Linked DNA regions of Mus musculus: regions 2 and 3 are each linked to region 1. The links are chromatin contacts, found by Hi-C or POLR2A ChIA-PET in ENCODE. All regions are on one chromosome and are shown on one strand. Each heading gives the region's core, a stretch centred on a gene start or an enhancer-like site at or near the end of the contact. The rest is flanking DNA. Distances are from core to core; before and after follow the strand shown. Region 1 holds the start of Kctd12 (potassium channel tetramerisation domain containing 12). Region 2 holds the start of Fbxl3 (F-box and leucine-rich repeat protein 3). Region 3 holds the start of Cln5 (ceroid-lipofuscinosis, neuronal 5).

Evidence for each region. A loop is a pair of places that touch in the nucleus more often than their neighbours do. ChIA-PET counts read pairs that join two places held with the same protein, here RNA polymerase II (POLR2A).
Region 2: a map of heart shows a loop between it and region 1 (13-fold over the local background). The contact joins the promoter of Fbxl3 here to the promoter of Kctd12 in region 1. A Hi-C loop is called at or near these places in 1 of 37 maps with a recorded cell type or tissue (heart). POLR2A ChIA-PET finds 5 or more read pairs at or near these places in 2 of 5 experiments (both embryonic stem cell).
Region 3: POLR2A ChIA-PET joins it to region 1 with 10 read pairs in embryonic stem cell. The contact joins the promoter of Cln5 here to the promoter of Kctd12 in region 1. POLR2A ChIA-PET finds 5 or more read pairs at or near these places in 2 of 5 experiments (Patski and embryonic stem cell).

The regions. Positions count from the first base shown.
Region 1 is chr14:102,981,332-102,983,934 of GRCm38, forward strand. It overlaps Kctd12 (potassium channel tetramerisation domain containing 12), which reads right to left and starts at 1,306. Exons shown (of 1, transcript NM_177715.4): 1 at 1-1,306. The coding sequence starts at 1,109. The coding sequence ends at 126. It overlaps Mir5130 (microRNA 5130), which reads right to left and starts at 1,301; the gene lies at 1,218-1,301.
Region 2 is chr14:103,098,256-103,100,858 of GRCm38, forward strand. It overlaps Fbxl3 (F-box and leucine-rich repeat protein 3), which reads right to left and starts at 1,277. Exons shown (of 5, transcript NM_015822.3): 1 at 907-1,277.
Region 3 is chr14:103,068,908-103,071,510 of GRCm38, forward strand. Cln5 (ceroid-lipofuscinosis, neuronal 5) reads left to right here and starts at 1,309. Exons shown (of 4, transcript NM_001033242.1): 1 at 1,309-1,560. The coding sequence starts at 1,439.

The sequences.
Region 1 (2,603 bases), core at 56-2,555:
GAGATCTGGGGGTGGGGGCAGAAGGAATCGGGAAACAGGGAGGAAGCGAGGGCATCTATAATCCTGTCCCCCGAGGGGAGGAAGGGAAGTGGGCACCGGAGTGGCGAGGGGCGGGCGTGGGGAGCTCACTCCCTGCAGAAGACGTACTCGGTGTAGCTGGTCCAGATCTTGTCCTCGCTCTGGTCGGTGCTGCTAGCAAAAGCGCAGGTGCCCGTGGAGCTGCACGCCACCATGTGGAAGCCCGACTCGGACAGCTTATCGAAGGCCTGCTCTAGGAAGTTGAACTTGAGGTAATAGCGGGAGGTGTAGCGCTCCGGGGGCCGGTCGGGGTCCCGGCTCTCATTCAGGGTGTCCCCAAACACCTCCTTGGCCAGCGACGTCTTGCCGCACACGGTGATGCGCGCCACCCGCCGGAACTTGGCGTCCGCCTGAGCGTCGCGCCCGATGGTGTAGGAGCCGCGGTAGCCGATGGTGATGTAGCCGGAGCGCCGGCTGCCGTCCAAAGACTGGGACGGCGTGAGCAGGGGCCCCGCCGCGCCCCCGGACGGGCTGCGGCTAGCCAGCTCCAGCGTGGGCGAAGGCGCCCCGGCCGAGGCGCCCTCCTGCGGCTCGGGCTCTGCGTAGCCCAGCGGCAGCAGCTCATCGCCCAGAGAGCCCTCCTTGTGCACCCCGCGGCGCGAGTGCGGCGGCGGTGGCCCCGGACCGGGTTGCTGGGGCGCCCCGAGGCGACGCACGAGCTCCGGCAGCTCGAAGTACTCGGCCTCGCGCTGCAGCCGGCTGCGCTCCGGGAAGTAGTCGGGCAGCACGAGCTGCAAGTCCCGCAGGTAATCCAGGATGTAGCGGAAGAGGAAGCCGTCCCGGTCCAGAAAGAAGCGGCCTTTGCTGTCCCGGGCCAGCTCCTGCGGCTGCTGCTGCGTGAACATACGCCAGAGCAGCGAGTCGGGCACGGACACCACGGTGCAGCGCCGGGTCACATACACCTGCCCTCCCACGTTCAGCTCTACGATGTCCGGGAAGAGCGGCGGCTCCGCCGAGGACGACGACGAGCCGCTGCCACCTCCGCCTCCGCCCCCGTTGGGTAATCCTCGGGTGCTGTCCGCCAGAGCCATGGCCAAAAAGAGGTGGCCCGGATGGGCCAAGTGGCAGGGAGCGGGGTCGCGATCGGAAGCCCCAGCGGCTCTTATCGGGGAGCCCTGCGCTCAGGCGGCGGCCGGCCACTGAGAGCCGCGCGGTGCGAGCGCGCAGCAGTGCGCCCACGAGAGCCCCGGTGCGCTGCGCCTGCCTCGCCCGCGCGCTCCAGGCGAGTGGCGGGTCGCGGCCCGCGCGCCGCTTAAGTAGAGCCGCCCGCTTGGGCGGCGCGGCGCGCAGGAGGCGGTGGGCGGCTGCGGAGCCGCTGAGCTCGCTCCCGGGGCGGGGAGGGCTGGGGCGGGGTGGGGGTGGGGGAGGAGCGGGGAATGCATTTGCATGCTAAACGCTGACGCGGCTCGGGGCTGCAGGCTCCACCCTGACCCGCGCGCTCCGGGGGACGACCGGACTGTCACCGCCCGTCCGCCCACCCGCTCCGGGCCCAGCTCCTCTTCCTCTTCCGCAGTGGGTCAGAGCCTCCAGGCGCTTCTCCAGGAGGCTGATCACTAAAGCGATCCTCTTGTGTTCCCACCTCCCCTCCCGCCGCCCTTCTCGGCTGACCGCAGCCGGCACCCGGGGACTCCAGAAGGGGTTGGAAACTTTCTGGCAGAGTGGAAAAGCTTGATTGCCTGCGGCTAGCGCCCTCTAGACCTACCCGCTTCTAACAGTGCAGAGCGCTGCTGTTGGAGATCCATCCCCGGGTCTCTGGAAGTTCTGAAGAGACACTAACTTGGAAAGGATGCACCGGTCCCTTCAAGTCCAGACCACCCAAAGGTTTTTCACGTGACTATGTGACTAGCGTATAGCCTCGAAAAATCCCTAGAAACCACAAGCGAATGCTTCGCGAAAATGCTCTGTTAGATTATTTTGCGAGAGCATAAAGTCTTTGGTTAGGAAACCACAACACAGTACTGCAGTGAGCAGAAATGACTAGGAGAGGAAGTTGGGTGGACACAAAGGGGGGGGGAGGGGCTTACACTGCGTGGGCAAGAAAAGCTAATAAGCGCCTCCAATAGTGGGACGTGAGGCCTCCGGTTGCTTTCAGCCATCTGTAAATCGCACCAGAAAATTCCAATCTAATATTTTCTTTTATTCGTATTATTAGTATTTAATGATTTTACTAGTATTTCATTATTTTACTAAAATTCCGCTGATGTTTTATTTGTTCCTTGAAATGTTAATGCACGTATAGAAAATAATTTACTTTTAGCCCATGCATAACTGTTCTAAAGGTCCAGTAACCCGTGTTCTCCTCCTCCCTCCATCGTTCTCTTCTGTACTTTACAAGACCGTCCACCAGAGAAGAAAGGCTGTGTAGGTCTGAAGGCCCTTCAGATTTAGCCATGCTCTCTATGGACTCCTACTTGTTCAGCGTTTGGAGTCATGCACAAATTTCAGCCCACAGAATTCTGCCACTGCCGGGAAACCTTCCATGGTCTCCCAGGGGAATGAGACAGGTTGCTCTTCAAATTCCCATC
Region 2 (2,603 bases), core at 27-2,526, 120 kb after region 1:
CAACTAATGAGGGACACCCAGTAACTTGAGCATCACCAAGAATTAGTGAGCTAATCAAACATTTCCTTAAACTGAAACCAAGAGCCAAACTTCCCTTACTGTCTTTAAACATTTACATATTCTGGACATGCAAAAAATATTTTTTAAAAAATTTGTACTTTAGGTTTAAAAGTCCCGTTCTGGCATTACATTTGCATATGCCCTTTTGTTTTGTTTTTCATAGAAGGAAACCTAACACACATTCTTTGGCTGAAATACAAGAATGGAACAATACGAAAAAGATTAACTCTCAGAATGGTGAGAGCACAGTGGATATAGATGAACTGGGACTGGACACACAGACAAGACACAACCGGGAGCCGGCACACAGGTAACACGGGGCGGGTTACAGACATTTTAACATCTACAGGGACATTTTTTTTTTAAATTCGCCTTTTGGTGTAAGCAAAAGATACAAACATCTGGGCAAGTGGGATAGGCACCATTACCAACAAAACCGCCGCCCGCTCTCACCTCGCACGCGGCTCGGCGATGCCCTGCCCGGGCGGCTTCCGGGTGGTGGTCTGCAGCACGCGACCCGGGCGGCTGCCCCTAAGTTCACCAAGTTTTCCACCGTGCGCCTCCCCGGCCCGGCTTCCGCACACACTGACCGCCCAGGCCCCCGGGCTTTCCAGCCGCCTGCACCCGCGCCGCCCAGGGCGAGCCCGGAGGAGCCCGTCCTCCTCGCTGCCCCGCCACGCGCGGCCACCGAGCGCGCGCCGCGCCGGCCACGCCTTGTTGACAGACACCGAGGCCCGGGCGCGGCGGGGCGGGGCGTTGTTCCCGTCGCGCCCCGCGCGCGCCCCCGGCCGCCGCCGCCGACCTCCCCGCCCGACTCCGGGCTGCGGCCCCGAACCTCCGCCGTACCTGCTGCCGGGGGCGGCTTCCCCCACACAGCACCCCGGGCCGCGCGGACGACGGCGGCAGCGGCGGCGGCGGCTCCCGCGCCTCTCACATGAGGCCTCCCGGGGCCCCGTCTCCGAGCTCCCGCCGTCGCGGCCCCCCGCGCTCCGCCCGCATCCGAGACGCTGGTCCCGCGGCGGGCGCCGACGCGGCTCCACCTTTGCGGCTCCGGCTGCCCCGGTGTGTGGGGAGGAGAGCGTCGCGTCCCTTCTCTGTCCCGCGCGGTCTGTGTCCTTCGCCCCGGCACCTCCTCGTCGCCCGCCCGAGACGCCCTAGGCGAGCAGCGATCGACAGCAGCGAGCCCGAAGCTTCGGCCCAGTTAGGGAATCCAAAATGGCGCCCGCAGTTCGCGGCCGCGCGCTTGCCCCTGCGCGTCCCCGCCCGAGGGGGCGGGCGCGCGGCCGAAGGGGCTGGCCGGGCGCGCGCACCGAGGCGGCTCCAGCCTCCCGGGCTGTCCCTGGCCAAGTTTGTTTAGGGGCGGAATGTGGGCGGGTTGGTGTTCGCCAGACGTGGCTGGCCTTTCCCAGGGTTAAAACCGGAAAGTTTAGGGCGGGGGAGCCGACGCCAAAGGCGGAGGGAGTGTCTGCAGGGCGGGACGCACCCCTACCGGACGTAAACATCACCTGACAGCGACCCACCTCCGCGAGGAGGGCGCGGCCAAGGGAGCCTCTGAGGTTGCTGTCTGTACCTAGAAAAAGAATAAATAAATCAACGTGGTGGACGTTGCGATCACTACGGGTTTCTTAAGACAATATTTGCATTTCCATTTTTCCAAGGCTTTTTTTTAATGAGTCATAACTTTTTCAAAATCACATTTACTTATGAAACAGAACCCCCAAGTCTGAGATTTCTTTTCAGAAACACGTAAAGTGTGAAGAAGCAGATGGCTAATTAAAAAAAGACAACCCCCACTCCTCGCTCCCGGGTGGTGGAGCGTTTTGTAAGTCAAGGAGTCTTTTAAATGCTATCAAATATTTGACTTTTTTTTTTTTAAGTTTGGACTTGGAGATACTGAGTTTTTCCTAAAATAAGAAAAGTCCCCAGAAAATCTTAAGGTTAGCTGTATACCATGCCTTCTGCTTTTTCTGTGTTATTTCTCCAAAGTAAAGATCTCTTCTCTCTCTTTCGTTTCCTACCCTCCTCAGTTTTCTTTATACTGATTTTCATTTTGTAGATCAGGCTGGCTTGGAACTCTGAGATCCACCAACCTCAGCCTGCTCAATGCTGAGATTGAAGAAATGTGCCACCACACGGAACAAAAACATGCTGAACTTTAAAATGCTTTTATGTACTTGTTTTTAATTTACTATTAATTTTATAAGCTTTTCGTTTTGTTGTAGGTGTGAGTGTGCGCGTGTGCGCGCGGCGCGCGCATTTGAGTGCAGTGCCCGTGGTGTCTGGAGTGGATGTTGGATTCCTTGGAGCTGGAGTTATTTACAGGCAGATGTGAGCCACTCATCCTGAGCGCTGGGAACTGAACTCAGATCAGCTGGAAGAACAGCAAGCACTCTTAACTGCTAAGCTGTCTCTCTAGCCCAGAGTAAATTATTATATTTTTTAAAAGATGAAGTCATGAGAACAGGTTCTGTCACACACTTAAGACCGTCACCATATAATGTACATTTAAACAAACTAGAAGAAAGGAGTTTTAATCTTTTTAA
Region 3 (2,603 bases), core at 59-2,558, 88 kb after region 1:
AAATTAGAGGCTACAATACAGTTGATGTATTTGTTTAGGGCAGTTAAGCACCTATAAAGCAGGTGAGTATATCTAAGGCCTACAAACCTAGTTAAAATATCATTACTCTTTCATTAAAATGTGGTTAGAAAATTGGTGTGTCCGAAGCAAAAAAGCATGTCGTGTTTGACAGAACCTTTAGCAACCTGGAAACCCTTCTCAGAATAGTGATTTATTTAGTTCACAGAGTTATAAATAAGAAAGCAAAGATGAGCTTGAACTTAACACGTTTGCCTGGCTAGTTATCATCCTGAAGTCAAAAAGAGAAAGCCAGCCATCACCTGCTAGGACACGTTAAAGTATCATGATGACACCCTGTTTTTTTCATTCCCTGAGAAACTTTGTCTCCTAAAATTTACAGACTTAATTTTTTTTTTTTTCCTTTTGGAAAATACATCAGCAAGGACGAAACAGCTAGAACCTTTGGCAGAGGAATCTCTGAGAATATCAGCCTCACACTACAACCCAGATAGGTCCAAAACTTTTGATAAAGGGTTTCTGGATCTGACATTTCTATCTCTTCTTGAGCTTCAGAGTTGGCAAGCAAAAAGGATCCCGTGTTCGCTTTGTAGTTCAGACCTCATGCAGCTCCTATGTGCATACACATAGTGGGTTTGCTAGGAGATCTCCAAAATACTGCCTGTTCCAGTCTCATCTCCAGCGTACGTGAGTGATCTTGGTTGCCATCACTCAGTGCAGTGGCCTGAACAGCCTGATTCCGTATGGCGTGATGCTCTTAGCAATCTTACACTTACTGGACAAAGGAGGACCGGAGGATAAATGGATTAAACCTAGCTCTATTGGTCGGTCTTAAGCTTTGAAGAGTCACGGATAATACTAAGTGTGGCAGAGGACAGAACCGGAGCAGAGCAGTCCAAGTCTGGTGATGCCGATGGCAGCACGGAAAGCATATTGTCATTGCTGATCTTTGCAACATTCTCAGAGAGGCCAGGAGAGGGCAATCATTTCCTGTAATGTCCTCATTTTTTAATTCCGCTGAGCACCCAGTGTCTCCAAGCAGAAGATTTGTGTTGGAGACTGGCCTGGGCCATGTGGGTCAAGAAAGTTCATAAGTGTTTTATTGTTGTTACGGTTTGGCTGGTGATGGCTGCGGGGAGGGCAGAAAGCACCTTTGCGCTAGAGGCATAGCACACATCCACCAGGCTGGAGTGAGTTTTGCAGTACCAGTCTCACCCTTCCGGGAGGACAGGGCTTTTTAGCGTCCAGCGCACGCGCGCTGGAACAGAGGCGCCCCGCCCCGGCCGGGACAGGGGAGGCGTCACGCGCCCGGAGGTCACACGGCCAAGCCGGCGCTGGTGCTTGGCTGGCTCCTCGCGGCGGCGCGCACGCAAGGCCGACGCCGGGGCCCCGGAGCCTCCGGGATCTCAGGGAGCCGCGGATGCTGCGCGGGGGGCCATGTGGAGCGCACTGGCGCCCGGCGCTCGCGCTGGCGCTGCTCGGGCTGGCGACGATTCTGGGCGCGTCCCCGACGTCTGGGCAACGCTGGCCGGTGCCCTACAAGTGAGTGAGACGGAGCGGGGCGGGGAGGGGACTTGGAGAGGGCGGATCCGATACCTTAGCGCGCCCGGGGACGCAGGGCACAGGGCGGGCGACACTAAGAGCATAGTTCCTAAATAGTTGGCAACTCGGGGATCCTCACCGGTTCTGGGCAGTTCAGAGTCCTGGGAGGAATGGAGAGTGACATCACTGCACGGAGTGACTTTTAGGTGCTACTGACTTGGAGAGCAGGTTAAAATGTTTTAAACACTGCAATTATTTCATGCCTTATCGTTAGCTGCCATTGCATAACATTTGGGGAGAATTTACAGGGAGCCTGCTTGCTCCCCTGTGTCCTTACTGAGCTAAATGGGGAATTTAGCTGACTGACCCGGGGAATTTCCTCCCTAGGCTAGTCAGGATCACCTTGTTGGTCCACTTCAACCTGGAGGGTAGGTAGGGCTCCGGACCTGAGGAGGTGATCGCAGTCTTTGACTTAGCTAAGTTTTGACAGCCTGTGGGGAATTGCGAAACAAGAAGCGCTCGGTCTTCGGGGTTGCGGGGGACAGGGGTGGGTGGAGTGGTGGCTGGCGTGGGCATAGTGAAGTGGAAAGAGATGCAGCTTTTGAAAGCATATGTTTTGCATAACAGAATGAGGGGCGGGGGGGTTCATGGCATGATGCATGTTCCTCTAAGGAGTTCTTAGTTCTGAAGGCTGCAGACCAAATCTGGTCCCATTTGCTCATCCTCTGTGCGGTCTTAGGGAATTTAACTCAGAATCTTCATGCTCACATACCCTGGACAGAAAACAGGAAATGATAGTAGCCCTCGCATTTCTGGTGAAAACCAGCAGTTGCCAAACTTAAATATTCATGTGTTCTGTTCATGAATTGGTTCTTCTAAATATATATGAGAGAAAAAAAAGTTTAGGGTTGAGGTTGGTTTTCATGAAAATATTCACAAGAAAAAAAAAACCTTAAATACCCAATAAAACAAGAAAGAGATTGTAAATCTCAAAGTATTTTATCTAATACCAGGAGACGGAGGCTGACTGGTCTTTTGACTCT